Regions from separate parts of the Homo sapiens genome. Here region 1 is linked to region 2. The links are chromatin loops, found by intact Hi-C in ENCODE. Cell type or tissue: IMR-90. All regions are shown on one strand. Each heading gives the region's core, and the rest is flanking DNA. Links, peaks and the distances in the headings are about the cores only.

Region 1 (15,470 bases), core at 2,641-10,640, 430 kb before region 2:
AATAGATAGATAGATAGATAGATAGATAGATAGATAGATAGATAGATAGATTTATTATACAGAATTGGCTCATGTGGTCATGGAGGCTGAGAAGTCCCATGACCTACAGTCTGGCAAGCTGAAAAGTCAGAAGAACCAATAGATAGTTCCAGGTTGAGTCTGAAGGCCTGACAACTGGAAGAGCCAATGGTATAAGCTCCAGTCCAAGTTGGAAGGGTCCCAAGGCAAAAGACCTATGTTCCAACTAAAAAGACAGAGAGAGCAAATTCTCCCTTACTCCACCATTTTATTCTGTTCAGGGCTCCAATTGATTGGATGAGACCTAACCACATTTGAGAGGCAATTTACTTCACTCAGTCTACTGATTTGTGTGTTAATCTCGGCCAAAAACACCTTCACAGATACACCCAAAATAATGTTTAACCAAATCTCTGGGGACCCAAGAGCCCATTCAGTTGAAAAAAAATTGATCTTCACAGTAATGTTAGATGCAGCCTTATATAAGGATGAAATTCTTTGATTCCTATAAACTCTTAAAAAAGATTTTTTTCTACTCAAAATTAATTACTTAGACTACTTTTGGAAACATTTTAATTTATTATTTGAATAAATTTTTTAAAATTTCTACAAATAGTGTTTTTTTTTTTTTTAGTGAGATATTTTTGACAATCATTTCTGATGGATTGCAACTGAAAATGTAAAGACATGTGCCAGTGGTTGTTCTGGGAATTTTTCAGTTGCAGGAGAGTCCTCTTTTTGGGCTAAAAAATAGATTTGATAAATTATGGAGGAAACCTATAGAGTGATGGGGCAGAGGAAGGCAGGCTGCTTTGTGCAACTGTATCTCCTAATATCTTTATCAAAATGACATCATAAGGATGTACAGCGAAGGTGGTAACCCTCTGTCATTCCAGAGAAAAAGGGATATAGGTAGTGCAGCCTGAGGTTCTCAAGGCATGGAGGAAAAACGTTTCAAAAACAGAAAAGAACCATTTGAAAATGCAAAAGAAAATGGATATCCTAGGAGCGAATTGGATTATTTTTTCAGACTTGTTGTCTTCCTGTAACCTTAACGAATAGTACCATAGCTCCCCCTGCTGCATAAGGAGGCAAAGAGGCAAAACCCTGTCACAAAGAACCTTCTTCCCTCACCTGCCGGAATTGTTGGTTTTGCTTTTTGTTTTTTTTTTTAAGTCTTTTGGTTCTTTACCCGAGCAAAGTCATTGAAACTGTTCTTTTTTTTTTATTTCCAACCATCCTTTCTCTCCTCTTCCTGCTAATTGCATGTTTGAAAGATTTATGGATATCATTTTAAAAGCTAACATTTCAAATAAAACATAATAGGAAATTATAATTTGATGATTGGAGGTGTCTAGAAATGCATAAAATACAATTTAGATATATATTGTACTTGGATAACAAGTGTGGGAAAAACTGGGGGAAGGGGGAAGGCATTATTGTTATTTGACGAGGAGAAGAACACAGTTTTAAAGACCTGAATTCTCTGACACCAATTTGCTTGGTGCCTTGGGCAAGTTACTTAACTTTCTTTGTGTGCTGCAGTTTCCCCATTAAAAAAAAAATGAGGATAATGGCATATGCCTTTTCTCTGCCTCATAGAATTCTTACCAGAATGATAGAAGATCAAGTAATGCCCCACTTATCCAGCCATCATACTTCCAGCCTTAGCCATCTGTAATGAATCTCAGAAGCAGGCAGAAAAAGGCCTGTGAGCAATGAGAGCACTGCAGGCTTTAAGAAAATGCAAAGTCCATTGACTTGGAATTTTGTGTCAGTTAAGCTCAGTGTGTGCTGAGCTTGCAAGGTATACATGTGTTTGTGTGCATGTATGTTTCTTTTCTCTGTAGTTCTTCCCTCTCTGTAGTTACCTAGGAAGATAGGTTTTTATTTAAATGGAAAGGCAAGAAAGGGAAAGGTTGATTGAGGCAGATGAAAGTGTCTCCTTGGAAATTCACCATGAAGTTGGTGTAAGTTAGTTCAACCATTGTGGAAGACAGTGTCATGATTCCTCAAAGACCTAGAGGCAGAAATACCATTTGACCCAGCAATCCCATTACTGGGTATATACCCAAAGGAATATAAATCATTCTATCACAAACATATTTGCACATGTATGCTCATTGCAGCACTATTCACAATAACAAAGACATGGAATCAGCCCAAATGCCCATCATTGATAGACTGGATAAAGAAAGAATGGTACATATACACCATGGAATACTATGCAGCCATAAAAAGGAACAAGATCATATCCTTTCCAGGGACACAGATGTAGCTGGAAGCCATTATCCTCGGCAAACTAATGCAGGAACAGAAAACCAAATACACATTCTCACTTATAAGTGGGAGCTGAATGATGAGGACACATGGATGCGTGGAAGGAAACAACACACACTAGGGCCTGTTGGAGGATGGGGAATGGGAGGAGGGAGAGCATCAGGAAGAATAGCTAATGGGTGATGAGCTTAATACCTAGGTGATGGGATGTTCTGTGCAGCAAACCACCATGACACACGTTTACCTATGTAACAAACACACACTCTGCACAGGTACCCCTGAACTTAAAAGTTGGAAATAAAAAAAAAAGAAATTCACCATGAAGATAACTAGAGAAGAGGCCAGAATTAGGGGTAAACAGCGTTCTCTATTTCAGTCAATCACACGGTACTGGTTTCCTGCTTCAGAGTTTACAGGCTTTGTTGAAAGTTTTCTGAATCACGGACAGAATGCTCTTTTTACAAAGAAGTTTGTAATGCATTTACAAAAAAAAGAAATATGTACTGCATTTTAGGAAGCATTCTATTAAAAATGAAGGGAATAATGCATAGTTTATGTAGAAAATCAATATATACGGAATATTTCATTTTTTCCTCTGTGGTGTTAGATATATTCAACACTACTATTCTATTTTAGAAACAGTTTGAATTCCTCAATTGGAAAAGTACTCCCCACGTTTTTCTCCTTTGTAGCTCCGGATCTGATTTAAATCACTTGCCAAATCATTTTAAAGCCAAAACAAGGAGTTAGATTCTTGAAATTTGTTTTTGAGGGACAGGGGTGTTTTATAAATTAAAAATGTAAATTATATATGTATTTTTATTTTAAATAAGCTTTAAAATAAAGTATGTATTTTATTTTAAAATAAGCTTTCCCCTTTTTTGGATAAAACTGAAAACTTCCAGTTCTGGATGGATATTTATGTAGATATTTTTTACATACCTTACCTGACTAAGCATTATATTTTCATGCAGTAAGAGCAACAAATTATTTATATATTACATATTCAAATGTTTTTATATAATGTCTTCATTAAAATATGTACTAAATTTATAAATGTAAATTTGAACAAATTTCAAAATTATTTTTGTATTTATTGTCTGATGGAGGCAGGCAAAATGTGATACTCCAGCATTCTTTTCCCAAGAGATATGAAGATCTTCTGACAATTCAAATGAGATTAGTGTAGACTAGGACTTCTCAAACCATTTGAAGAACGAGGTGAGGTTTTTTTCTTTCATTTTAATTTCTTGTTTTTCTGACCAATATGTCATTCAACTGACTGTACATAGTGCCAGTACATAGTTAGGGCCATATGCCACTCACTCCCCATGTGCCTTTGACAACCCCAATCACCCTGTCCAGTGGATGAGCCCAGTGATCACATACTTGGATGTTACAGCAATGTCAAATTGGTATATAAGTTTCTGAACAATCTAAATTTTTGTGCTTAACCTGGTCAGGTACTGGTAATAATACATTTGCAGGCAGGCATCTTAGAATCGCACTGGGTAAATTAGTGATTAACAGCACACAACCTGGAATCAGACTGCTTGGGTTTGAATCTCAGCTTTACCATTTGCTGGCTGAGACCCTAGGCATGTCATTTAACCTCTTGTGCCCCAGGTTTCTTATTGGTAAAATGAGGATAACAATGCTAACCCATTTCATAGGGTTGCCACAAGCATTATAGAAACAAAATACTTAATACTGTAGAACTTAATAACAATAGTTTGCTTACTATGTGTTTAGCAGCAGTAATAATGTTGCTAAATCAGTAACATTTTGAACCTACTTGAAATTTCCTTATTTTGCTGACTTATCTAGAATAATTGTTGTAAAACCTAATTTACTTTTAAGTCAGGGGTCCCCGAGCCCTGGGCCACAGACCAGTACCTGTAGGTGACCTGTTAGGAACGGGCCGCACAGCAGGGGGTGAACAGGGGCTAGAGGATTACCACCTGACCTCCGCCTCCTGTCAGATCAACAGTGGTATTAGATTCTCGTAGGAGAGCAGACCCTATTGTGAACTGCACATGTGAGGGATCTAGGTTGTGTGCTCCTTATGAGAATCTAATGCCTGAGATCTCAGGTGGAACAGTTTCATCCTGAAACCATCCCCTCCCTGTACTACCATAACTTCCCCCTACCCCGTTCATAGAAAAATTGTCTTCCACAAAACTAGTCTCTGGTGCCAAAAAGGTTGGGAACTGATGTTTTAAGGGATATATTTTAAGCAAATATAGACCATGAAGGTAATCGAAGTCAAGTATATTATTTGAGGGGAGTGTGATTCATTCATATTGAGGTTCAAACATTCAAGAATATTTAATATTCAGTGAATATTTATTGAACATGCTGTTTCATATGTAGCCTTTAGAAGACATCATTAATTTCCTAGGAGGAGGTAAGCAGTTTGTTACTGAGCCTCTGTCAGAGGTCACAGCTGAAGAAATCTGGTTGGAGATGGTTACTGATGAGTATTTGGTTCAACTACAGTTTGTTAAGGATGTGGACCACAATTGGAATTTATATAATGTAGACCTCAAGGGAAAGAAAATATTGTAAATGCTTTCCTTTGAAAAAAGACATACTGATTCATTCAAGTGTTCATGATTGTGTACCTAGAAAAGATATTTTTAATGTTTTCTTTATATTGGAAATTCATTCATTTGATAAATATGTATTAGAGCCCACTATGTGCCAAGTAAAGTTGCTGAGAATATTTTCAGTTATCAAGGCAGATAAAATCTCTGTCTTCATGAAGTTTGCATTCTGGTATGGAGCCAGGAAAGAAAAGCAGGTTTTTAAAAAAAATAACAAAGTGAGTGTTAAGAAATAAGTGCGCAGAGCACAGGTTGAATATTCCTATTTGAAATGCTTGGTACCAAAGATGTTTCAGGTTTTAGACTTTTTTAGATTTTGGAATATTTGCATTACACACACACACACACACACACACACACACACACACCAGCTGAGCATCCTAAATCTGAAAATCTGAAATTCAAAATGCTCCAGTGAGCATTTCCTTTGAGCATCACGTTGGCATTGAAAAAGTTTCAGATTTTAGAGAATTTCAGAATTCTGATCTTTGGATTTGGGATGCTCAGCCCTGCAATAAGAAAGTACACAGAAAGATCTACTTTAGGAAAAATGGTCAGGATAAGTACCTCTAAGAAAGTAACATTTGAACTGAGACTCAAAGGATGAGGAGCAAGCCATATAAAGAGCATTCTAGGACCTGGAAAAGCTCCTGTTTACTCTGTGCAGTACTTCAGGTATTTCAAAGAACTCCTCAGCAGCAGTAGATGCAGTGTCTTTTCTCTAGCAACAAGACAAAAACCGGGCATTTTTAATACACGTATACAAAACCAACTACAACTCATTAGTTATTCTTGGGAAGAAGAATAAATAAACAAAGAATTCCAGCTCTATTTTACATCTTCATAGCAGAAGCTAGTAGCCTTAGTAGCAGAGGCTAGACATTGTTTGAAGGCATTTCTACTTTAATTTACTATGCCAGTATTTCTGTCTCTTTGGAGTTGTTAATTTCTTCATCTCAGGACCTCTCTGAGGGCTGATCAGGACTGCAGTTCAGAGTGTTTCCAGGGCATTGTGAGAACACAAAATGCATTCCTTGTGCTCCTGTCTTTATTACATGCTGTTCATCAGTACATTGCAGGCACCTCTTAGGCATTTAATTCCATTGGGAGTTTCTCTTGATACAAATTACTTTCATTTACTATAATTTTTATACTTTATCCACAGGATTAACTCTTGACTCTTTTGAAACTCTTGACCACCACCTTTCTCAGAGGTCATGATTTTTTCTGTTTCTGCTATAGCTCATGCCTTGTCTTGTGCTTTGCTAATAATAAATCAATAAATGGCTCATTTCTTGCTCTCATCCAAATGAAGCCATATATGGTAAGCATTAATTTTGTAATAAATTTTCTTCGTCAGAATATCTTACTGCCATTTAAATTTTTTACATAGACTATGGAAATAATTTACTTCCAATATTGAAAAATAATCATCTGCTTGTGAAGTATAAACTGAGCCTCTGTTTATTTTATCTAAAGCAGTATACAAGTCAAACTTTACTTTTTTATTCATAAGTTCACTTTTATAGATTTGTTTGGAATGTACTTATATTACAAAATTTTATCTTCCTTAGGTAGAGTGGAATATCTAAAAAAGTTTATTAATGAATCTTGAAATCTTTGGTCATGAACTACTTATAGTGTCATCTTTGCATACTTCAGTGATATTGAATACTTCTTAAAAACAGGAAATGAGTAATGCTGTATCCAGTGAAACTCTAGGAAGAATTTAAAATGTAATCATCATTAGCAAAAATTCTAAAAACAGCATGTTCTTACTAAGTACATTGGCTTCCTTGCTATCTTAATTCTGTATATTTGCTTTCTTTACATAAGAAGCTCTGCTATTAGTATTGCAGATCTAGAGCCAATGATAGAATGACCTAGATTCTGTGTGTCTTATACATCATCATCTGGATTTTTCAACTAGTCCTAATTTTAGTAACAGTAAGAGTAAATCTCTAAAAGAAAAAAAGGCACAGTGGAAATTTCGGATTTTGATTGATTTCAGTGATGAAAGGACTAAAATATTGACTTTTACTCATGATTTTTCATTATTTCTGCCAGTTTATCATTAATTTTACATTTAGTATTGTTTAAATGCAATGCACTAATTTCATCTTGTGTTATCTAACCTGGAAAAATAGTTTTTAAAAAAACACAGAATGTAAATATTTTAGAAATGAACTCCTGGCAAAAGACATCATCATAACATTTGGAACCATGGGTATTGATGGTCTCTTGGCAAATTATCATTTTTTCTTCAGGCTTCCATTTGCAAAGTAATAATCAGAAATCAGACTAAAATGGGAAATATTTTTAAATGACAGTGATTTAGAAAAAAGACTAGAGGTTGAAGAAAATTTAGAAGTAATAATGGCTACATATTTTATATTTACATTTCTCTTTAGGAGAAACTGAAGATTCAGAAATATTGTCTTAATCCATTTGGGCTGCTTTAACGAAGTATCATAAACTGAGTAGCTTACAAACTACAGAAATCTTTGTCACAGTTGACAAGGAAATATGGTGAAGTAGTTGCTTTAGCCAGTGAAGATGAGTATGAGCTGACATATGTCACTTTAGGAAGATGCTTTAGAAATGTCCCTGTTCCCATCTCAATGCTCTGCTGATTATGGAAGAATGTACCAGCCTAAGTCCCTGAGTTACCAGAATAAGCAGAACCTCCTGCTGCCCCATGGAACATGTAGTGCGAAGAAGACATAATCTTTTACATGTTAAGTTTCCGAAATTTGGGAGTTATTTATTACTTTGGTATAACCCGTCTTGACTGATACAGGATCTAAAAATATAACTTAGTCATAGATTAAAGTGCTTACTTTTCTAGTTTGCTAAAGCTTGTTATTATTCATGGGTGTTGAATTTCATTGAATGCTTTTTTTCTGCACCTGTCCAGTTGATCATATGTTTTTGATTTTAGTCTGTTAATGTCATGGATGACATTACAGATATTCTCATATTTAAACTTCCTTCCATTCTTGACCATAACCTCTGTTGGTCATCAAATATGGTATTTTTATACATTGTTAGACTGAGTTTTCTTTCCTTTATTTAAGACTTGTAGACACATACATTCATTATTAGATTATTTTATAATTTTTCTAGTCATCCTCACATAGTTTTATGATAAAATTATATTTGATAAATTAAGTTGGGGTGTTTTAATCCTTTTTATATCTCAAACAATCTGTATTGGGTTCCTTAAAGGTTTGGTAGAACTTGTCTTTAAAACCTCTGGACCTGGTGCTTTTTAGTGGATAGATTTTTAACCACCAATACCATTTCTTTAATGGTTATAGGTATTTTTAAGTTTTCTATTTTTTTCTCTTGTCAATTCTAATAATTATAATATTCTAGAAGTGTCATTTTGTTTCCAGTTTAATAGTATAGAGTTATAAGAGTTATGTGAGAGTTTATAGATAGCTATATATGTAAAAGTATATACAGTTTTTTGTTCTCTGCTGTATCTGTACAATGCTGATACTGTATTTTTAAATTTCTAATATTGTATATTTTTCTTACTTAATCTTTTCAGAGGTTTTGCATTTCATTGGTCTGTTCAAAGAATCATATTTTTGCTCTAGGTAATACTCTCAAAGTTTCCATTTCAATTATTTTCTTAATCCTTCTTTCCACTTTTGTAATATATTGTTTTTCCAACTTTTTGAGTTGAATGCTTAACCCAGGAAGCTTAATCTTACTTTTTTTAATAGGCAATTTAAGGCTATACATTTAGATTAATTTCAAGTTGTTATATGTAGTACATGATTCTTATTTTTTAACCTTGACCACTTGGAAGTTATATTTTATTTCTGTTCTTTTAGTGGTTACCCTTAAATTTATAACACTCATATTTGACTTAAAGTAGGAAATTAATAGCTCATTCTCTTATAACACAAACATCTTACCTAAGAAAGCTTTAACTCCAGTTGTATCCCATCCATCTCCTTGTTTCTTCCTTTATCTCTCTGTGTTCCATTCTGAGTAATTTCTTTCAGATCACTAAGTTTTTAGCTCTGTTTAATATGTTGTTTGCAGGTCCTTTTTTATTAAAAAATTATTTCAATTTCTAGAACCCTATTTGGCTCTTTTTCAAATTTGTTGTTTATGGTATCCTATTTACTTATTATAGTTTTAAACATATTTTACAGTGACTTTCAAATTGCTCTGTTCTCTGAAGTTCTAAAGAAGTGACTCTTCCTATTATAAATACTGACTCTCCCTCATGGTGTATCATTTCCTTGTGTAGTTAGTAACTTTGGAATGTGACTTTATGTTTATTGGGGGTCGTTTTTTCCGTGAGAGTACCTGTAGCATGGATTGCTGGTATGTCCCCCTAGAAAAGCTTTGCATTTTATTCAAAGGGTACGTCAAGGCTTTTACTGACATAGAACGAGTTTTTAAATGTCTTTCTCAGCTTGGGATTCCCTCACAAGGGTAGTTTAAAGTCAAACTCAGGTCATGTACATGGTTTGGTCTTAAGGACTTAATTTCTCACAGTCGACTTTTTACTCAACCCAACCCAAAGCCTGGACAGAGACAAGCTTATTTATTTTTTATTTATTTTTTGCTAGTTTGTTTTTGATTTTCCATACAGAAGTTTCTAGAACTCCTTTCACAGAGGGAGCAGTAATTCCAAGGTCTGGCTTTCTGCAGGAGGCTCAGTTCTAGCTTCCCACCTTATTTAAGCCCAAGGCCACATCTACTGTCTCACTATAGATGTTACAATCCTGAGGCCCCCATCTATAATTTTATGTGTCTGTGCACACATGCACACATATTAACCCTCTGGTTCCTGTATACATTTAGGCTAGATAGCTCATCCCCCAATAAACACATACCCTACTTTGGCATCAACTGATAGCTGACTGGCCCTGGCTTTTATTTCCTCTTTATTCTGATACTCAATCAACTTCCTATTTTATCTTTCAAACTTACGTATGAATTGAAGGTTCATTTTTCTTATATTTTCGCAGACTATGTATTTGTAGCAGTTAGGGAATATTCATTAGCTCAGTTCATGTTGATAAAATCCCTTAGTTTCTAATAAAGGAAAACAAATGGTTAGCCAAAAGTGAGAAATGTAATTATAGCTTACAGGCTGAACTGGGAATGAGAGTGAACTATTAGAGAAAACTGTCTGGACATTCTCTCATCCAGTGTCTGTTCAATGTGTACTGTATAAGATTCCAGAGACTGTTCCAGACCCTGGCGATACAAAGATGAATAAGAAATAATTCCCTTCCTTAGTGAGTTCATAGACTATCAAATAGAATAATATAGAACAAATAGAATGCAGTGAGAGAAATGCTAACAGAAGTATATATAATTGCTATGAAGACTTTAAATAAAATAGAGTTTTTATTTTTGCCTTTTAGTTAGAGGTATGTTGATGGAATAGGGGATGTTGCTAACGGGTTTCATAGAACAAGTAAAAAATCACAAATGGTAAGCACGGCATTTTTGGATGAGAGATAAACATGTATAAAAGCCACACTACTAGTGTAGTATATTGGTTTGGCTGGAGAATAAGGAGTGAGTGGAGAAGTGATGATAGATGGATCTGAAGAAATAGGCACCGATTTTTTAATTTTATTCTGTAGGCAAGGGATTGATAGTTTTTATGAATTAGGAAGATAACATTGCTGGTTATTTTTCTAAAGATGTGTTAAGTTGCTGAGAAAAAAAAACTAGATATGGTGAGTGTAATTAGGAGGTTGTTGCAGTCAATCAGGCCAGGGATGATGGATATTGAAAAGCAAGAGTAGAGTTGAAGAGGAAGGAATATACTTCAGAAATGGGGACTCTCAGAGAAATTTTTCAGTGTTAGTATAAAAAGAGAATAGGAAGAATATTAATAAATGAACCACAATTGGCCCAGCACAGTGGCTCACACCTGTAATCCCAACACTTTGGGAGGCCAAGGCAGGAGGATGGCTTGAGCACAAGAGTTCAAGACTAGTCTGGGCAACATAGCAAAACCCTGTCTACAAAAATAAAGTTAAGAAAAATCAGCTGGCCATTGTGGGCGCTCCTGTAGTCCCAGTCCTCCAGTCCTAGTGCCTCAGTCCTACTCAGGAGGCTGAGGCAGGAGGATCACTTGAGCCCAGGACGTCAAGGCTGCAGTGGGCTGTGATCATGCCACTCTAGCCTGGGTGATGGAGAGAGATCCTGTCCCCTCAGCCCCCCAAAAAAAGTAACCAAAATTTATTGAGCAATCACACCATGCCAGCAACTTTACCAAGTTCCTTTAACTCTCACAAAACTCTGTAAGTGATAATTTATAAATGAGAAAGCCTCAGAGAAGTTCAGTAATAGCCCACCCAACATCACACCTGTGGTGCTATATCCAAATGCTGTCTGATTCCCATGCTGGTTTTCTTTTCACTCTTTTTGTTCCTTCTCTGTAGAGATTTTGTTTTAATGCTAATCATTTTTTCCATGGGACTCTCCTTATATTGCAGTTTTATCAGGTGAAATGATGAGCAATTCAAGAGTCTTTAAATAACTATAATTTGAAATGTCAAATTACTTCTCAACTGTAAGCTAATTAAATCTTGCAAGGCAAGACCCTCTAAAGTTAAAAATGATTTGGCATCTCTTTCCATGTCATTAGGCTACATCTCTCTGCAGTGTGATGATTCTGCTCGTTGCATTTCAGAGTTTGCTGGTGTCACCATGTGGTTTGGTGGGGCTAAGAATAATAATTATTCCTAAATCCTCTGGCAAAAGTTGTCAGAAACCAATTCAGAAGCTATACCATCACCACTAAGTTCACAGTTCAAAAAACAGTGACCACTCAGGGATATTCTGACAAATATAGTGTCACAACAAAGAAATAGGAAGCCAATAACAATTATTGATGATTTACTGCAGAAGTTCTCTTGGGCACTTCAAAAGAAAGGTTTTATCTAAGTAGAGAAAATTTAATTTTAGTAAGCAGGATGGAATGCTATCACCAACTTGTCCTGCCAACTGGATTCTTCCTTTCCTCCCCAGCCAAACTTATAAGCATTCTTTCCCTTTTCCATTTAAACATTAATGACAGGCAAAGAAATGGTGAGATATCATTATAAAGTTCAGAAATAGCCCAACTTAACTCCTGAAATCATGCCTTACACATATGCATTAGAATTTCTGGGTCAAGGGTGAAGACAGTATATATCAAAGTGGTTTAAATGACAGATGCTAGGGCCAGACTGCCTGGGTTGGAATTCTGGTTCTGATACTCACTAGCCATGTGATCCTAGGTAGGTTACTTAGTGTCCTTGTGCCTCAGTTTCCTCATCCATAAAATGGGAATAATAAAAGGACATATCCCATGGGGTTGCTTGAAGATTAAACAACATCCATAAAGCATTTTGAATAGCACTTGGCACAGATTAAGCCATATATAGGTATTTATTATTATAATTATTACTGTTGATATTTATAACAATTTCTATTTTGGTGTGTTATGGTGATTATTATTAAATTTGGATGATAAAATATTTACCCTATTTCCAATAAGCAAATCTTTGAGTAGAATAAGAATAGGCAGTCTCTTTTATGCTTTCCCATTAGAGTGTTTTGCTCTGATTTTGTTGTGTAAATCTTTCAAATAGAAAATATATAAAACTGAACCATAAGTTCTAAAACTGCCATCTAAATTGAGTATGGTTTTCGTGCTTTAAAAAAACATGTTTTGTTTGTTAAATTGGAAACAATTTAGTGCACCCACATTCCTTCTGGTTTAAGTAATCTATAGAATTAAAATGACAAAAAAGTAGGATTAGCCAGATTTATATTTGGCAAAGGAGCGTTGCAAACAGCTTCCATAAAACAGGTGTAGCTGTTTTAATAGATGTACCAGACTGGCCCATAAAACCCACCCAGTTGCCATAGCACTCCACAGATGTCCACTTAAACAATTTAATATCACTGAAATGATTCTGGCAAAGAATTTCTTAAAACAAACTGTAATGATTTATCATTTTGAGCTGTCTCAAGTACCATCATTATCCTAATGGCCCATGATCAGAATATTTTTCTTCAAATTCTTTCCCCCCACTTTGGCTCTCCTTTTTCTGTTCAGACCCTCTTCATCTGCATATGCTTAATACCACTAATCAGGCTCTTTCATTCATATTATCCAACCCACACTAAATTTCCTTACCTTACTCTTTTCGCTTTCATTTGAGAAAAATCCTGTCTTCCAATCTCCTCCTGTGTGAATTGATTCTAGAAACTTTTTTTGTTTTTATTATTATACTTTAATTTTTAGGGTACATGTGCACAATGTGCAGGTTTATTACATATGTATACATGTGCCATGTTGGTGTGCTGCACCCATTAACTCGTCATTTAGCATTAGGTATGTCTCCTAATGCTATCCCTCCCCCCTCCCCCCACCCCACAACAGTCTCCGAAGTGTGATGTTCCCCTTCCTGTGTCCATGTGTTCTCATTGTTCAATTCCCGCCTATGAGTGAGAACATGCGGTGTTTGTTTTTTTTGTCCTTGTGATAGTTTGCTTAGAATAATGGTTTCCAGTTTCATCCATGTCCCTACAAAGGACATGAACTCTTCATTTTTTATGGCTGCATAGTATTCCATGGTGTATATGTGCCACATTTTCTTAATCCAGTCTATCATTGTTGGACATTTGGTTCCAAGTCTTTGCTATTGTGAATAGTGCCGCAATAAACATACGTGTGCATGTGTCTTTATAACAGCAAGATTTCTAATCCTTTGGGTATATACCCAGTAATGGGATGGCTGGGTCAAATGGTATTTCTAGTTCTAGATCCCTGAGGAATCGCCACACTGACTTCCAAAATGGTTTACAAACTAGTTTACAGTCCCAGCAACAGTGTAAAAGTGTTCCTATTTCTCCACATCCTCTCCAGCACCTGTTGTTTCCTGACTTTTTAATGATTGCCATTCTAACTGGTGTGAGGTGGTATCTCATTGTGGTTTTGATTTGCATTTCTCTGATGGCCAGTGATGGTGAGCATTTTTTCATGTGTCTTTTGGCTGCATAAATGTCTTCTTTTGAGAAGTGTCTGTTCATGTCCTTCACCCACTTTTTGATGGGGTTGTTTGTTTTTTTCTTGTAAATTTGTTTGAGTTCATTGTAGATTCTGGATATTAGCCCTTTGTCAGATGAGCAGGTTGCGAAAATTTTCTCCCATTTTGTAGGTTGCCTGTTCACTCTGATGGTAGTTTCTTTTGCTGTGCAGAAGCTCTTCAGTTTAATTAGATCCCATTTGTCAATTTTGGCTTTTGTTGCCATTGCTTTTGGTGTTTTAGACATGAAGTCCTTGCCCATGCCTATGTCCTGAATGGTATTGCCTAGGTTTTCTTCTAGGGTTTTTATGGTTTTAGGTCTAACATGTAAGTCTTCAATCCATCTTGAATTACTTTTTGTTTAAGGTGTAAGGAAGTGATCCAGTTTCAGCTTTCTACATATGGCTAGCCAGTTTTCCCAGCACCGTTTATTAAATAGGGAATCCTTTCCCCATTGCTTGTTTTTCTCAGGTTTGTCAAAGACCAGATGGTTGTAGACATGCAGCATCATTTCTGAGGGCTCTGTTCTGTTCCGTTGATCTATATCTCTGTTTTGGTACCAGTACCATGCTGTTTTGGTTACTGTAGCCTTGTAGTATAGTTTGAAGTCAGGTAGTGTGATGCCTCCGGCTTTGTTCTTTTGGCTTAGGATTGACTTGGCGATGCGGGCTCTTTTTTGGTTCCATATGAACTTTAAAGTAGTTTTTTCCAATTCTGTGAAGAAAGTCATTGGTAGCTTGATGGGGATGGCATTGAATCTATAAATTACCTTGGGCAGTATGGCCATTTTCACGATATTGATTCTTCCTACCCATGAGCATGGAATGTTCTTTCATTTGTTTGTATTCTTTTTTATTTCATTGAGCAGTGGTTTGTAGTTCTCCTTAAAGAGATCCTTCACATCCCTTGTAAGTTGGATTCCTAGGTGTTTTATTCTCTTTGAAGCAATTGTGAATGGGAGTTCACTCATGATTTGGCTCTCTGTTTGTCTGTTATTGGTGTATAAGGATGCTTGTGATTTTTGCACATTGATTTTGTATCCTGAGACTTTGCTGAAGTTGCTTATCAGCTTAAGGAGATTTTGGGCTGAGACAATGGGGTTTTCTAGATATACAATCATGTCATCTGCAAACAGGGACAATTTGTCTTCCTGTTTTCCTAATTGAATACCCTTTATTTCCTTCTCCTGCCTAATTGCCCTGGCCAGAACTTCCAACACTATGTTGAATAGGAGTGGTGAGAGAGGGCATCCCTGTCTTGTGCCAGTTTTCAAAGGTAATGCCTCTAGTTTTTGCCCATTCAGTATGATATTCGCTGTGGGTTTGTCATAGATGGCTCTTATTATTTTGAGATACATCCCATCAATACCTAATTTATTGAGAGTTTTTAGCATGAAGCATTGTTGAATTTTGTCAAAGGCCTTTTCTGCATCTATTGAGATAATCATGTGGTTTTTGTCTTTGGTTCTGTTTATATGCTCAATTACATTTATTGATTT
Region 2 (15,470 bases), core at 1,561-9,560:
CCTGCACTCAGAAGTCTGCAGCGGTGCCTCACAAACTTGATTGTGCATAAAAATCACTGGGGATCTTGTTAATACAGCTTCTAACTCAATAGATCTGGGAGATCCTGCATTTCTAACAAGCTCCCAGGTAAGGCGGAGGCTGCTGGTGTGAGGACCATGCTGTGAGCAGCAGGGCGAGAGTGCCCAGGGCTGATATATATTGGAAATATCACCCCTGAAGCCATCGCTGGCCCCCACCTCCTGTGGACTGATGCCCCAGGGATTCCCACCCCACTTCTGCAACCCCAGGTATCCTTCATTATCCACCCCATCCCAGACTCCCACCCCAGGGATTGCCCGTGAAGACTTTGGCCTAGCAAATTGTGTTGGTTATGTGAGTGTTGTTTTAATCAGAGATGTACATGATTGCCAATCTGCATTTCTTACCAGTGTGACCACACTGTTACGATGCAATTCTAGCCAAAAAAAAAAAAAAAAAAAAAAAAATTTTTTTTTTTTACTTTTTCCTAGTCTTATGGAAAGCAAATATACAATGATTTTCAGTAGGCTTCTGGAATAGAAACAGTGGTTTGAAGACCCCACTGCCACCTTTATGGACTGGCCCCTTTGAGTCTGAATCCCCGGCCTCTGTCACCTGAGACCCAACCCCTAGCTGGGCCAACTCCAGTGAATTCACCCATTTTTCTTCTTCAGAAGGCCTTTCCTGTGTGAGACCCACATATTTTAACCTTTTGCTCCTATCCCATTTTTAAAGAATTAGAGAATAAACCAGGCCTGTTTCTTTTCCCCTGAAATCCCTGCCTCTGGCTTCCTAAACCCATCATCTAAGGTGACAGAGCAGTGCTGGAATAGCATCTCCTTTCACTTTCCCAAAACTGCCACAGATAGCTGCCACTGGCATGCTCTTTGATTCCTGGAAGCAAACGTGGGACTGTCGGAGGAAAGGGATTGTTCTGGTCTTACTCATAACTGGGTGGTTTGAGGGTGACTGAAGTCGTGCTTTTCCTGTGTGTGCTGCCAGCACAGGGCTGTAAATGCAGATATTGCGCCTGTGTGCGTGTGTATAAGTCAAGCTCCAAGAGGCTCCTGAATGTGACTGGCGTGCTGAGAATGTGTTTACGCTGTTTAATGTCTGCCAGGTGAGGGTTACACTGAAGATGCACAATCCCTAAAATAAAGATCACCACTTCCCCAAAGAAGCAGCCCTCGGGTCCATGTGTTGTTCAGACATGTGAAGAGAAGCAAGACAGAGGGTCTCAGATGGACGAGGGCTCTCCAAGGGAATGCCTGGGGATTCACCCAGTGGTCCCCAGAGGTGCTCCATGGAGGCAACAAGTCATTCCATGAAGCCCCAGAGGTAGAAGGGACCTCAAGCACCACGCCCTCCAGGGCAGCCGTGCAGACGACCTTGGTTCACTTTTCAGGGGTCGTCCCAACTCTGTATCTCCAGCCACTCCAACTGTGGAGGCTGTAAATCCAGATTTTCACTGTTCCAGTCTCCTTTGCAGCTTAGGATGGCTATGTGATCAGGTGTGGCCAATGAAATTGAAGAGGAAGTCTACCTGGGCTTCTGGGAAAGCTTTTCCAATAAAAGACACAGGCATGGCTAACACCTCCCTGGGCCTCTTCTTCCTACCTTGATTGAGGGTGTGATGCCTGGAGCCACAGCAGCCACTTTGCTACCATGACAAAAAGGCCAAGAGAATCACAGAGTCATTGACCCTATCATTATTTCACCAAGCCAATACCAGCCGCCATCCTTCTCCAGAATTCTTGTAAATAAAATAAATCCCTCTTTGTTTAAACCATTGTTGGTCAGTCTCTGTTACTTGCAACCAAAATCATCCCTAACTGACACAGAAGGCCAGTCCCTGCCTGTCCAAAATTACCTGCAGGCTGTGCTAAAAATCCAGATTCAACTTTCCCATCAGAAGCCTATTGGATCAGGATCCCCAGCTGCAATGCCTGGGATCTGTTTTTCTGCACCTTCCCCATATAGCCTACCTAGCATGAGTCTGAAAACTGGTACTTGGACATGACTAAAGCACACATCATTCAACAAATATTTATCGAGTTCCTGCTCCATGCCAGGATGCATGCCATAGGCTGGGACACAGTAGAGAACAAAGGTGCAGTGCCTCCCCCTCATCTGATGACTGCAGTGGTCTCCTCCCAACTGGTCTCCCCTACTGGCCTTGTCCCTACACCCTGTTCTCAACAGAGGAGCCAAAATGATCTTCCTCCAGTCTAAGGCAGAACTTGCGACTCTGCACAGAGCCCTCCCTGGGCTCCCAGTGGAGTCTCTCCTGCATTCCAGGTGGTCCTGCGAGTCCAGCTCCCTCTTAGCCTCCGACCTCCTTCCTGCACTCTCCCACTTGCTCACACAGTCCCAGTTGTGCTGGCCTCCTACCCTCTCCAGGCATGCCCCATCTCCATGCCTTTCCACCTGCTCTTCCCCAGCCAGGAGTATCCTTCCCTCCAAGAGCCTCGCGGCCCACTCCCTTGCTTTCTTCAGGTCTTTTATCACACTTCTTCTAAATGAGGTCCCCTTTAGCCACCCCATCTAAAATCTCAACTTCTGCAGTCTTCCTCTGCCTGCCTTGCCTTCTTTTTCCCCCTTACTGTTTATCACCATTGAACATATTCTATATTTTACTGATTTGTCTCGTGTGTCCCTCCTAATGATAATGTCAGCTCCATGAGGGCAAAGATTCTTGTCTATCTTGTTTACTCTGAATCCCTAGTGCACAAGGCCTAGAGAAGATGCTCAGGAAGTGTTTGTCGAATGAAAGAATGAGAAACCCCTTCTCCCTCTGCAATACACCTAGCCTTCTCCCAGGTCCAGCCCATAGCAACCAGAGAAGGCCCTACCTGCCTCCTTCCTCCACGGTTTCCACCCTGACCCACAGATATCCATTTGCTGGGAAGCCCTCATCTGCCCACTTGGGCATTCATCAATATACCTGGGCCTCACTGGCATCATGCTGGCAGGACCCGCATCAGAGCCGCATGGCTCCTGCACACCACAGGAGTGTCTAGAGAGTCAGATCATCCCTGAAGGCTGATGATGAGGCCATCACTCAAGCCTGGAGACCATGGAGAAGCAAAAGGCTGCTGCAGCAGCTCTGACTTCAGACCTCTCCCTAAACAGGGAGCCAAGACAGCAACCCCCGTTCTTGCGGGGGCCACACTCTCTCGGGTCCTGGTTTGGGTTTGCAGAATGCCCCTGTCAATGGCAAACCAGCACTAAACACAAAACCTGGGAGAGAGGGCTGACCTTAGGATGTGAAGGGACCCTCCAACCCTGGTCCTGCAGCGTGTGTGTCACAAGAGTCCTCACACCACAGGAGATTTGGCAGGGCAGCCTCACCACACTTGAGATTATACTGACTCCAAACCCTGTGAGGGTGGGACCCTGTCTGATTCTGCTCACCTTTATCCAGGGCCCTGAAAATAGTTAGGCACCCCGGAAAGTTGTGAATGGATGTCAGTAATGATCACTTTCACTCATATCTGTGTGAAGAGACCACCAAACAGGCTTTGTGTGAGCAACAAGGCTATTTATGTCACCTGGGTGCAGGCGGGCTGAGTCCGAAAAGAGAGTCAGCAAAGGGAGATGGGGTGAGGCCATTTTATAAGATTTGGGTAGGTAAAGGAAAATTACAGTCAAAGGAGGGTTGTTCTCTGGCAGGCAGGGGTGGGGGGTCACAAGGTACTCAGCGGAGGAGCTTTTGAGCCAGGATGAGCCAGGAGAAGGAATTTCACAAGGTAAAGTCATCAGTTAAGGGAGGAACAGGCCATTTTCACTTCTTTTGTCATTCCTTAGAGGCCATCTGGATGTATACGTGCAGGTCACAGGGGATACGATGGCTTAGCTTGGGCTCAGAGGTCTGACAGTCACTGCATTTATAGGGGGCCAGCAATGTCAGCACCCATGACAATCAGATGTCTTCCTCCCCACTCTGCAGATGAAGACACCTGGGCTCAGGTAAGTGAAGGGCCTTGCCAGAAGACATAAGGCAATGCCCCAGGAGAGATGTGATTCTCACCCAGAGTGACCTGTCTGCAGAGTCTGCATTCTTTCCACTACAGCCAGGCCTTGCTCCTGGAAAGTGCTCCTAGGAGGCCCCTGCACCAGCCTGACCATGCTCCATGGGATTCAGGGACCTACTTTATCTGCCATTTGTCTGTCTGAACTTGAAATACTTAACCTCTGCACTATAAAAACAGACTCGGCCGAGCGCAGTGGCTCACGCCTGTAATCCCAGCACTTTGGGAGGCTGGGGCGGGTGGATCACCTGAGGTCAGGAGTTCGAGACCAGCCTGGCCAATGTGGTGAAACCTCGTCTCTACTAAAAATACAAAAATTAGCCAGGCATGTGGCACACACCTGTAATCTCAGCTACCCAGGAGGCTGAGGCAGGAGAATCTCTGGAACCCGGGAGGCAGAGGCTGCAGTGAGCCAAGATCTTGCCACTGCACTCCAGCCTGGGCAACAGAGCGAGACTCCATCTCAAAAAAAAAAAGGACTCAGGTCAATGCAGACCTACCTTAGTTCTGGGGTGAGGAATGTCCACTTGCTGCTAAACTCCATCCCCAGATGCCCCAGACGCCTCCACCCACAAATTCAACCAGGATCAGGATCGACTGGGCACGGTGGCTCACACCTGTAATCCCAGCACGTTGGGAGGCCGAGGTGGGCGATCACTTGAGGCCAAGAGTTCAAGACCAGCCCGACCAACATGAAAAAGCCCTGTCTTTACTAAAAATACAAAAATTAGCTGGGCGTGGTGGCACGTGCCTGTAGTCCCAGCTACTTGGTGGCTGAGGCAAGAGAATCGCTTGAGTCCGGGAGGTGGAGGTTGCAGAGATCATACCACTGCATTCCACACTGTGTGAGAGAGACTCCTTCTCCAAAAAAAAAAAAGTCAGAATCTACCATTGTGATGGGATTCCTTGCATTCTTTGCATTCCCATTGCTGAGCAGTAACGTAAACAATTTGATTTTTCAGTGCCTCCAAAGACCCACTAAACCAGTAACCACCTCACTCCTGCTAGTTTCTTGCCTTACAGTGCCCCCACCTGCCAGACTTCAGAAGAACAGAACTAATTGCCTTAATCTCCTTCTGTCTGGATGTCCTAGTCAGCTCAGGCTGCCGTAACAGAACATAGACTGGGTGGCTTAAACAACAGAAATCTATTTTCATTTTCTTTTTCTTTTTCTTTTTTTTTTTTTTTTTTTTTTTGAGACAGTCTTGCTCTGTCGCCCAGGCTGGAGTGCAGTGGCACAATCTCAGCTCATTGCAACCTCCACCTCCCAGGTTCAAGCAATTCTCCTGCCTCAGCCTCCCAAGTAGCTGGGATTACAGGTGCCTGCCACCATGCCCAGCTAATTTTTGTATTTTTAGTATAGATGGGATTTCACCATGTTGCCCAGGCTGGTGTCGAACTCCTGACTTCAGGTGATCCACCTGCTTTGGCCTCCTCAGGTGCTAGAATGACAGGCGTGAGTCACCGTGCCCAGCCAGAAATGTATTTTCTCACAGTTCTGGAGGCTTAGAAGTCTAAGATCAAGGTGCCCTCATGGTTGTTTTCTGGTGAGGGCTGTCTTTCTGGCTTGCAGATGGTCACCTTCTCACTGTGTCCTCACACTGGGCGAGAGGGAGAAGAGAAAGCAAGCTCTCTGGTGTCTTTTTTATAAGGACACTAATCTCATCATGAAGGCCCCATCCTCATGACCTCAACTAACCCTGATTACCTCCAAAGGCCCCATCTCCAAATACCATGCCACTGGGGATGAGGGTTTGACATATGAATAAGGGGGAGACAAATCTTCAGTCCACAGCAAGGAGATGTTTTGAGTTGATTTTTGGCTGACACTCATCCAGAGAGGAGGACATGGGGCTGGGCTTGTTTTCCAAAGCTAGCCCTTTCATTACATGTACTCGTCTACTTCCTAGAAAGGACCTTATAGAGAGATGAGCAGGACTGCCCAATGAGGAACACCAGTCATGTTCCCAGGTTGCCTGGCAATAGCTAAGTGAGCCAGGGCTCCCTCCTCCAAGGAAGGGTTTCCCATGGGATCAGGGCACCTAAGCTCAACCTTCCCATTGTCCAAGATAAAACGCTCACTCCTCCTGCAAAGCCAACCTCAGGCATGCCCCGTAGAGGGAGAGAGCTGTGGGGGCACAGGCAGACTGGCATATCCAGGGATGCTGAAAACACTCCCCTCAACACAAACACCAGCCAGCCCTCTGCCCCCAAGTCAGTCACTTGTGTTCGTCTTAATCATTAAGCCACAGCCTGGGGCAACTGTAAATTATGAGTGTTGGTTCGGGGTTCTTGATTTTTTTTTTTTTTTTTTTTTTTTTTTGAGACAAGTTCTCACTCTGCTGCCTAGGCTGGAGATCAGTGGAACGATCATGACTCACTGTAACCTCCAACTCCTAGGCTCAACCAATCCTCCTGCCTCAGCCTCCCAAGTAGCTGGAACTACAGGTGCACACCACCACATCCAGCTAACTTTTTTTCTTTTTTCTTTTTTTTTAGAGATAGGAGTCTTGTGATGTTGCCTAGGCTGGTCTCAAACTCCTGGGCACAAGCGATCCTCCCACCTTAGCCTCCCCAAAGTGCTGGGATTACAGGCGAGAGCCACCATGCCAGCCTGATTAAAGGGTGATCACAGAGTAAAAGAAGGGCTTTGTAATGGGAAGATGGGAAACAGAAAATTATTTCAGAATTCCAGTTTGTTTTGGTTTTTGTTTTGTTTTTTTGTGACAAAGTCTCACTCTGTTGCCCAGGCTAGAATGCAGCTGCAACCTCCACCTCCCAAGTTCAAGCAATTCTCGTGCCTCAGCCTGCCGAGTAGTTGGGATTACAGGCATGTGCCACCATGCCCAGCTAATTTTTGTATTTTTAGTAGAGATGGGGTTTTGCCATGTTGGCCAGGTTGGTCTCGAACTCCTGACCTCAAGTGATTCGCCCACCTCGGCCTCCCAAAGTGCTGGGATTACAGGCGCGAGCCACTGTGCCTGGTCCAGAACCCCAATTTGAAGAGAATTAGCATGACTGAGTAAAACAAAGAAGGCCTGAGCCTCCCAGAAGGCAAGGCAGAAAAGGAAATCCAATCTTTATCTATAAACATAGAAGGAGTCATAGAAAGCAGAACAATTCAGTGATTTTCAAATTTTGCTTCATGGGGGAAGTGAGGAGTGACACCAAGCCATTTATAATCTCCTTGCCCTCATCACCACTTTTCTCAACTTTAATTAGAGCAGCTCAATGTTTGTTTCCATGTATTTCCATTTAAACACAGATCCCATGGCCAAAAAAAGACAAAAACCAGGCTGGACACACTGGCTCATGCCTGTAATCCCAACACTTTGGGAGGCCGAGGCAGGCAGATCATGAGGTCAGGAGATCAAGACCATCCTGGCCAACATGGTGAAACCCTGTCTCTACTAAAATGCGAAAAACTAGCGGGCGCGGTGGCAGGCGCCTGTAGTCCCAGCTACTCAGGAGGCTGAGGCAGGGGAATCGCTTGAACGCGGGAGGCAGAGCTTGCAGTGAGCCAAGATCATGCCACTACACCCCAGCCTGGTGACAGAGCGAGACTCCGTCTCAAAAAAAAAAAAAAAAAAAAAAAAAAGACAAAAACCAGAAAAATTCCAAAACCTAGCTTCAAATCCTGTCTCGACCATCCACTAGCAACAATTTTAGGAAAAACTGCACTTCAGTTTCCTAAACTGTAAAACAGATGTCAAAGTACTTACTCCACAGGGTCTTCCGAATTAAATGAGAGTTTGTTTGTAAAGCAATGAGGCCTAGGCCTGGAATATAGTAAGAACTCAACCTATAGTGGCTGTCAAAGGATATGTCCCCCCAAAGTATCCTCTTTGACGTAAAATTATTTTTGAGTTGAAGGCAATTAAGAAGCAGCAAACACAGGAAAACTCCCTCCACCCTCCCCCTTATCTGCCTAGAGGCAGGATATAAATTCACCTTTACTGGAGACAACTCTAGACTCCTAAGAGCTCAGAGATGGCACCAGAGGAATCTGCAAGGAAACCTCACTCCAGTGGTTTCCTCCCATATATTTACCTTCCTGAGCTTCCAGCTGTTGGAAGCCTAAAACTGCTTACCTTTGTCCTGTCATTTCTCCACAGATTTATTGTTCTTTGTTGAAGAGGTTACATAAGCCAGAGTTCTAAGCTACTGCTTTGAGTTACTTTTCACTGAAGTTGCGGCCACGTGATATGCATTGCACGCGTCACTAAACTGTTTTTCTCGTCAATCTGTCTTGTTACAGGGGTCCGTCCCAACTAAGAACTCATGAGGATTGAGGAAAAATTCTTTTCCTAGCTGTAGCAAAAATTATTTTGCTCCACTGTTATTAGCAATCATGCAGGCTTGCCAGAAAAGAAAAACTTCTTTTTAACATAAAATGCCAAGAGGAATCAGAGCTCAAATCTGCCCGAGAAAGGACATTAATTACATAATGTTCTGTTTTCAAAACAGCATTTTTATGGGAAAGGCAGGAACATTCTTCCTGTGATTCTATATTGCTAAAATCCCAGGTGAACTGCTCAGCTCTGGTCCTGCTGGGGCAGTGGGGTGGGGAGACAAGAGCTAATTCTATGGCCCAGACCTGGATTCAAGCCCCAGCTCTGCCACTTATTTGTCACAAGCCTGGGCAACTTGCTGAACCTCATTTTCCATTTTAAACATCTGTGACAAGGGTAATGAGAGCGCACTCATTGAACATCTAGTGCCTGTGCCAGGAACTGTGCTCAGCACTTTATATGAATTCTCTCATTTAATCCCCAAGACTGTCATTACCCCCATTTTATCTGAACCCACATCTGTCTGGCTTTATTATCCTGGCAGCACTCGCTGGTGGAGGCTGCAGGAGGATGTTTTGCAAAGCACCCACATTCAAGCTTTCCCATCTGTCACCAGAAATATTCTGCAAGCATGCTGAGGCCAAACAGCCTTCCCCCTTCCTCCTTCCCTGCCGGCAGGCAGCCCCGCCTTTACCAATCTGGCAGAGTAGGCCCCTGGGACAAGAATCCCAGCCCCATCTCACTCACGGCTCTTAGAAAAGACAGTGGCTGGCCAGGCGTGGTGGCTCACACCTATAATCCCAGCACTTTGGGAGGCCAAGCAGGTGGATCGCCTGAGGTCAGAAGCTCGAGACCAGCCTGTCTAACATAGTGAAACGCCATCTCTACTAAAAACACAAAAATTAGCCAGGCATGGTGATGGGTGTCTGAAATCCCAGCTACTCAGGAGGCTGAAGCAGGAGAATTGCTTGAACCCAAGAGGCGGAGGTTGCAGTGAGCTGAGATCGTGCCACTGCACTCCAGCCTGGGTGACAGAGCAAGACTCCATCTCAAAAAAAAAAAAAAAGAAGAAGAAAGAAAAAGAAAAAAAGAAAAGACAGTGGCCAAATGGGGCACAGAAGTCCACATCTCTGCCCTTAGCTCAGGAAACTGGGGGAAGGAGAGAGATATGTGTTGAGGATGGTTATGTGTCCAGCAGTTTCTGGGACATTTACACCAGTGCCTAGTGCAGGGCTGGACACATTTCAAGGATGGCACTTCCTTCTCCCTCCCTCGCTCTCTCTTTTATGGATATCTTGACAAAGTGACACAGCACGATTATTAACAGCTTAGGCTACAAATTCGCGCAGACTTTAGATTCTTGGGAAAGGTAGGGGATCCAGCTCTGGCACCCCCACAGCTGGTGACCCGGGACAAGTGACTTAACATCTCTGAGTTCCTCATCTGTCAAATGGTAGTTCCAAGAGTACCAGCCTCAAAGATTGTTAGAGGACTTAGTTAACAAGCATAAAGTACTTGGCAAGCACCAAGCACAGGGCCAGCACTCAGGGAAAGTTCATTATCATCCTCTTCCTGTCCCTGGTAGCTCCATTCCCTCATGTCTCTTGCTGACCAGACCCTTCCAGGTCCTGTGTCCACTCACTTACTTTTCTCAGTCCCTAAACTTGTCTGACATCCATCCCTCCCCAATGGCTGGCCCACCTCAAGACCCCCTGCCCTTCTCCCAGCCCTTATTTTTTGGGGGGAGGTATCACCTCACACCTTCTGACACCAGCTCCGAGTGCCCCCATATTATCTAACCTTTTCACTGTTATTTTAAAACAACTCCTGGGAATTTCTCTTCTGCTTGAGTCTGCTAACCCCAAACCCCAAAAAGCCAAGGGCATGGGTGTAGCATGGCTTCCCCTATCTGGTTCTCCTCTCCAGAGAAGACTCTGCCTCTAAGCCCCCTTGTCCTTAGGCAGAGTCCTGTGACTCGTTCTGGTCAATGAAATAGGAGCAGGAGTGTGATGAGGGTCACTTCTGGGCTGAGGCAGTGAGAAGACCCAGGGATCCTCAGGTCTCCCTCTTCCCCTTGGTGGCAAGTGCAGAGGCTGAGCATTAAGATGGAGAAGCATAAAGTCAAGCAGGCTGGCTCACTAACTCACCACACAGAGGACAGCTGTCCTGATGCTTATTATGCCAGCAGTGGACTTGGCATGAGGGAGGAAAAAACTTGTGTTTAGCCACTCAGATTTGGGAGTGCTGTATTACTGCAGCACAGTCTAGCTCATTCTGCCTAACGAAGTAACACAAGCTAAAGTCCCAAAAGCCTAAGGAATTTCTATATTGGAGTACATAGCTAGAAAAAAAAATGGGTAACATTGGATACGATGTTTTAAACAAGTAAATAAATGGAATAAATGCTAATTTAACTCAAAATATGTGATTTATTCCAAGAAAATTAATAAAACACGAATAGGAATAAAAGACACTACAGGGAAAGAATGAAAGACAAATGTGCTTTTCTGCGTGAGGAAGATGAACCGACATTGTCAAGTCTGTCTGTTAATCTAGGGAGATTTTAATCTTTATTAGATTTTAAGGCCAGGTATGGTGGCTCATGCCTGTAATCCCAGAACTTTGGGAGGCCGAGGTGGGTGGATCACCTGAGGTCGGGAGTTAGAGACCAGCCTGGCCAACATGGTGAAATCCCGTCTCTACTAAAAATACAAAAATTAGCTGGGTGTGGTGGTGAGCACCTGTAATCCCAGCTACTTGGGAGGCTGAGGCAGGAGAATTACTTTAACCCAGGAGGCGGAGGTTGCAGTGAGCCAAAATCATGCCACTGCACTCCAGCCTGGGTGACAGAGAAAGACCTCGTCTCAGAAAAAAAAAAAGAAAAAGAGAGAGAAGCTAAATGTTAATAGCCAAGACAATGGGGAAACTGTCTTCAGGGCATGTCCAAGACCATCACAGCAGCCCCTCCCATCACAGGCCCAGAAGCCTAGGAGGGAAAAATGGTTTCATGGATCATGCCCAGAGCCCTACTGCTCTGTGTAGGCTCAGGATATGGTGTCCCAGCTGCTCCAGCTCCAGCCACAGCTAAAGGGGGCCAAGGTACAGCTTGGGTCATCACTTCAGAGGAAGCAAGCCCCAGGCCTTGGCAACTTCCATATGGTGTTGGGCCTGTAGGTGTGCAGAAGGTGAGAATTGAGCTTTGGGAACCTCCACCTAGATTTCAGAGGATGTATGGAAACAAATGGATGTCCACGCAGAAGTCTGCTGCAGGGGCAGAGCCCTCATGGAAAACCTCTACTAGGGCAGGCAGAGAGAAAATGTGGGGTTGGAGCCCCTACACAGAGTCCCCACTGGAGCACTGCCTAGTGAAGCTGTAAAAAGGGGGCCACCATACTCCAAACCCCAGAATGGTAGATCCACCAACAGCTGCACCATCCACTTGGAAAAACCACAGACACTCAATGCCAGCCCATGAAAGCACCCGCAGGGGCTGTACCCTGCAGAGCCACAGGGGCGGGACTGCCCAATGCCTCGGAAGCCCACCCTTTGTATCAGTGTGGCCTGGATGTGAGACATGGAGTCAAAGGAGATTATTTTGGAGCTTTAAGATTTGGCTGGGCACGGTGGCTCACGCCTGTAATCCCAGCACTTTGGGAGGCCGAGGCGGGGGGATCAGGAGGTCAGGAGATTGAGACCATCCTGGCTAACACGGTGAAACCCCGTCTCTACTAAAAATACAAAAAATTAGGCGGGTGTGGTGGCAGGTGCCTGTAGTCCCAGCTACATGGGAGGCTGAGGTAGGAGAATGGCATGAACCCCGGAGGCAGAGCTTGCAGTGAGCCAAGATCGCACCACTGCACTCCAGCACTCCAGCCTGGGCAACAGAGTGAGACTCCGTCTCAAAAAAATAAAATAAAATAAAATAAAATAAAATAAAATAAAAGATTTAATGACTGCCCTGCTGGGTTTTGGATTTGCATAAGGCCTGTAGCCTCTTTGTTTTAGCCAATTTCTCCCATTTGGAATGGGAGCATTTACCCAATGCCTGTACTCCCATTGTGTCTTGGAAATAACTAACTTGTTTTTTATTTTACAGTCTCATAAGCAGAAGGGACTTGCCTTATCTCAGAAGAGACTTTGGACTTGGACTTTTGAGTTAATGCTGGAATGAGTTAAGACTTTGGGGGACTGTTGGGAAGGCATGATTGGTTTTGAAATGTGAGAAGGACAAGAGATTTGGGAGGGGCCAGAGGTGGAATGATATGGTTTGACTCTGTATCCCCACCCAAATCTCATGTCAAATTGTAATCCCCATGTGTCAGGGGAGGGACCTGGTAGGAGGTGACTGGATCATGGGAGTGGATTTTCCTCATGCTGTTCTCATGATAGCGAGTGAGTTCTCACCAGATCTAATGGTTTAAAAGTATGGCACTTCCCCCTTTGCTCTCTCTGTCTCTCCTGCCACCATGTAAGATGTGACTTGCCTCCCCTTCACCTTCCACCATGATTGTAAGTTGCCTCCCCAGCCATGCAGAACTGTCAGTCAGTTAAACCTCTTTTCTTTCCATATTACCCAGTCTCAAGTAGTTCTTTATAGCAGTGTGAAAATGGACTAATACAGGGATACATAATATTAAAAGATGCAAATTATGACATCAAGAACAAATGGAGCAACTTCAACAAAATGGTAAAGTAGAAGCACTTCACTCTCCTCCACTGAAAACCAAAAAAGAAATCCAAGACAAATGTCATCAACACCATCCCAGAACTCAAATCAGAGACTAGGACAATCCCTGGGGCCACAGAAAAGTGTAAAACTCTGAGGAGAGAGTAAGAGAAACAAACTTCTTTATCCATGACACTTTCTCCCTGACTCACAGTTTCTACACTGGAAAAAGTAAGATTGAGGCAGACAGCCAGCTTCCCCACCATCTTGGGTTCCCTTGGAGAAAACCCATTCCTGCTTCAACCAGCATCCCAAGTGCCTATAAGAAGAAAAACCCCTAAGGGAAGCTAGTAACAAAAAGGGGATGTGGGACTAAAAACTCCAGTCCATGAAACTCTGCCCTTTATCTCAGCCAAAGGCTGTTCAGCAGCACCATGCTGTAGGAGGTACACACCATGGGTCTTCTGGGCATGAACCCTTAGCCAGCCTTCCCCCACAGCTGAGGTATTGCTTTTGAGAACCCCCTGTTTAGGATGGGTAGTGCTCTGACCATTTGCAAGAGTCAAGACAAACCTTAGCTTCAGGCACCATCTACTGCAACAACAACAAAAAAAGGCAGTAATCTAGCATTTTGGGGACTCATGGTAACTGCAAAGAACCTTTAAACAAACAAACCCTAGAAAGGCCAAAATAAGCCAGACAGAGAAGACTGGAATAAATGAGAAGACAGGAATAAATGACTACTCCTTCAATGCGAAGCCATAGATATATATCTACAAGAAACAATAGGAAAAAAGGAAATGTAACCTTCCCAAATGGACAAACTAAGAAGCCAGTGACTGACCCTAACAAGACAACAATGTGTGCATTCTTAGATCAAAAATTCAAAATAACGATTCTAAGGAAACTGAACAAACTCCAAGATAACACAGAAGAGCTATTACGAAATTTGTTAGAGAAATTTAACAAAGAGACTTATTTATTTATTTAAGAGTTAGAGTTTGTTTTATTCAGAGTCTTACTAAGGATTACAACCTGGGAGAGTCTTTCCGAGAGTTTCAGCCAAAATTTTGTAATCTGCTAAACTGAGCTTTTTAAAGAAGGAAAAATAAAATACTTTCCAGACAAGCAAACCCTAAGGAAATTCACCACCACTTGACCAGCCTTACAAGAAATGCTCAAAGGAGTTCTAAACATGGAAATGAAAAGGTAATACTCTTCATCATAAAAGCACACAAAAGTATAAAACTCACAGATCCTGTAAAACAATTACATAATTGAAAATACAAAGCAACGAGGTAACAGTTAACATTATCGACGTGGCTGGCAGAGAAGGGAAGATGGAGCCATCATTTTGAACACGTCTAGTCCCAGCATTTTTCACAGTAGCCAAGATATGGAAACAATCTAAATGTCCGTGGAGAGATGAGTGGATAAAGAAAATGCAATATAGGCTGGGTGTGGTGGCTTACACCTGTAATCCCAGCACTTTGGAAGGCCGAGATGGGTGGATCACCTGAGGTCAGGAGTTCAAGACCGGCCTGGGCAGCAAGGTGAAACCCCATCTCTACTAAAAATATAAAAATTAGCTGGGTGCGGTGGCCTGTGCCTGTAGTCCCATCTACTTGGGAGGCTGAGGCAGGAGAATTGCTTGAGCCCGGGAGGTGGAGGTTGCAGTGAGCCGAGATTGTGCCATTGCACTTCAGCCTGGGTGACAAAGCAAGACTCTGTCTAAAAAAAAAAAAAGTAGAGAAAAAGAAAACGCTCTCTCCCTCTCCCTCTCCCTCTCCCTCTCTCTCTCCCCACGGTCTCCCTCTCATGCGGAGCCGAAGCTGGACTGTACTGCTGCCATCTCGGCTCACTGCAACCTCCCTGCCTGATTCTCCTGCCTCAGTCTGCCGAATGCCTGCGATTGCAGGCACGCGCCGCCACGCCTGACTGGTTTTGGTGGAGATGGGGTTTCGCTGTGTTGGCCGGGCCGGTCTCCAGCCCCTAACCGCGAGTGATCCGCCAACCTCGGCCTCCCGAGGTGCCGGGATTGCAGACGGAGTCTCGTTCACTCAGTGCTCAATGGTGCCCAGGCTGGAGTGCAGTGGCGTGATCTCGGCTCGCTACAACCTCCACCTCCCAGCCGCCTGCCTTGGCCTCCCAAAGTGCCGAGATTGCAGCCTCTGCCCGGCCGCCACCCCGTCTGGGAAGTGAGGAGTGTCTCTGCCTGGCCGCCCATCGTCTGGGATGTGAGGAGCCCCTCTGCCTGGCTGCCCAGTCTGGAAAGTGAGGAGCGTCTCCGCCCGGCCGCCATCCCATCTAGGAAGTGAGGAGCGCCTCTTCCCAGCCGCCATCACATCTAGGAAGTGAGGAGCGTCTCTGCCCTGCCGCCCATCGTCTGAGATGTGGGGAGCGCCTCTGCCCCGCTGCCCCATCTGGGATGTGAGGAGCGCCTCTGCCCGGCCGAGACCCCG

What was found. Peaks named below come from ENCODE experiments on the same cell type or tissue, not always from the same donor. Only the 100,000 strongest peaks of a DNase experiment are listed, where the experiment ranks them.
Region 1: a loop joins it to region 2, with 4 times the contacts of the local background. A loop is called at or near these places in 4 of 110 quality-filtered maps.

Annotation. Positions count from the first base shown.
Region 1 is chr3:58,980,557-58,996,026 of GRCh38, reverse strand. All of the region lies in intron 4 of CFAP20DC (CFAP20 domain containing), which reads left to right. All of the region lies in intron 2 of CFAP20DC-AS1 (CFAP20DC antisense RNA 1), which reads right to left. Among named protein-coding and RNA genes, the nearest start is that of CFAP20DC, 62 kb to the left of the region's middle. In IMR-90, for the core only: no CTCF peak of the experiment used is centred there; a DNase peak (open chromatin) is centred at 6,726; H3K27ac peaks cover 175 bases.
Region 2 is chr3:58,550,452-58,565,921 of GRCh38, reverse strand. FAM107A (family with sequence similarity 107 member A) reads left to right here. Exons shown (of 4, transcript NM_001076778.3): 4 at 1-1,805. All of the region lies in intron 1 of LOC107984079 (a long non-coding RNA gene), which reads right to left. Among named protein-coding and RNA genes, the nearest start is that of FAM107A, 19 kb to the left of the region's middle. RefSeq lists enhancers at 1-225, 2,625-3,625, 3,626-4,126, 4,127-4,627, 4,628-5,628. In IMR-90, for the core only: a CTCF peak has its summit at 5,072; a DNase peak (open chromatin) is centred at 4,991; H3K27ac peaks cover 364 bases.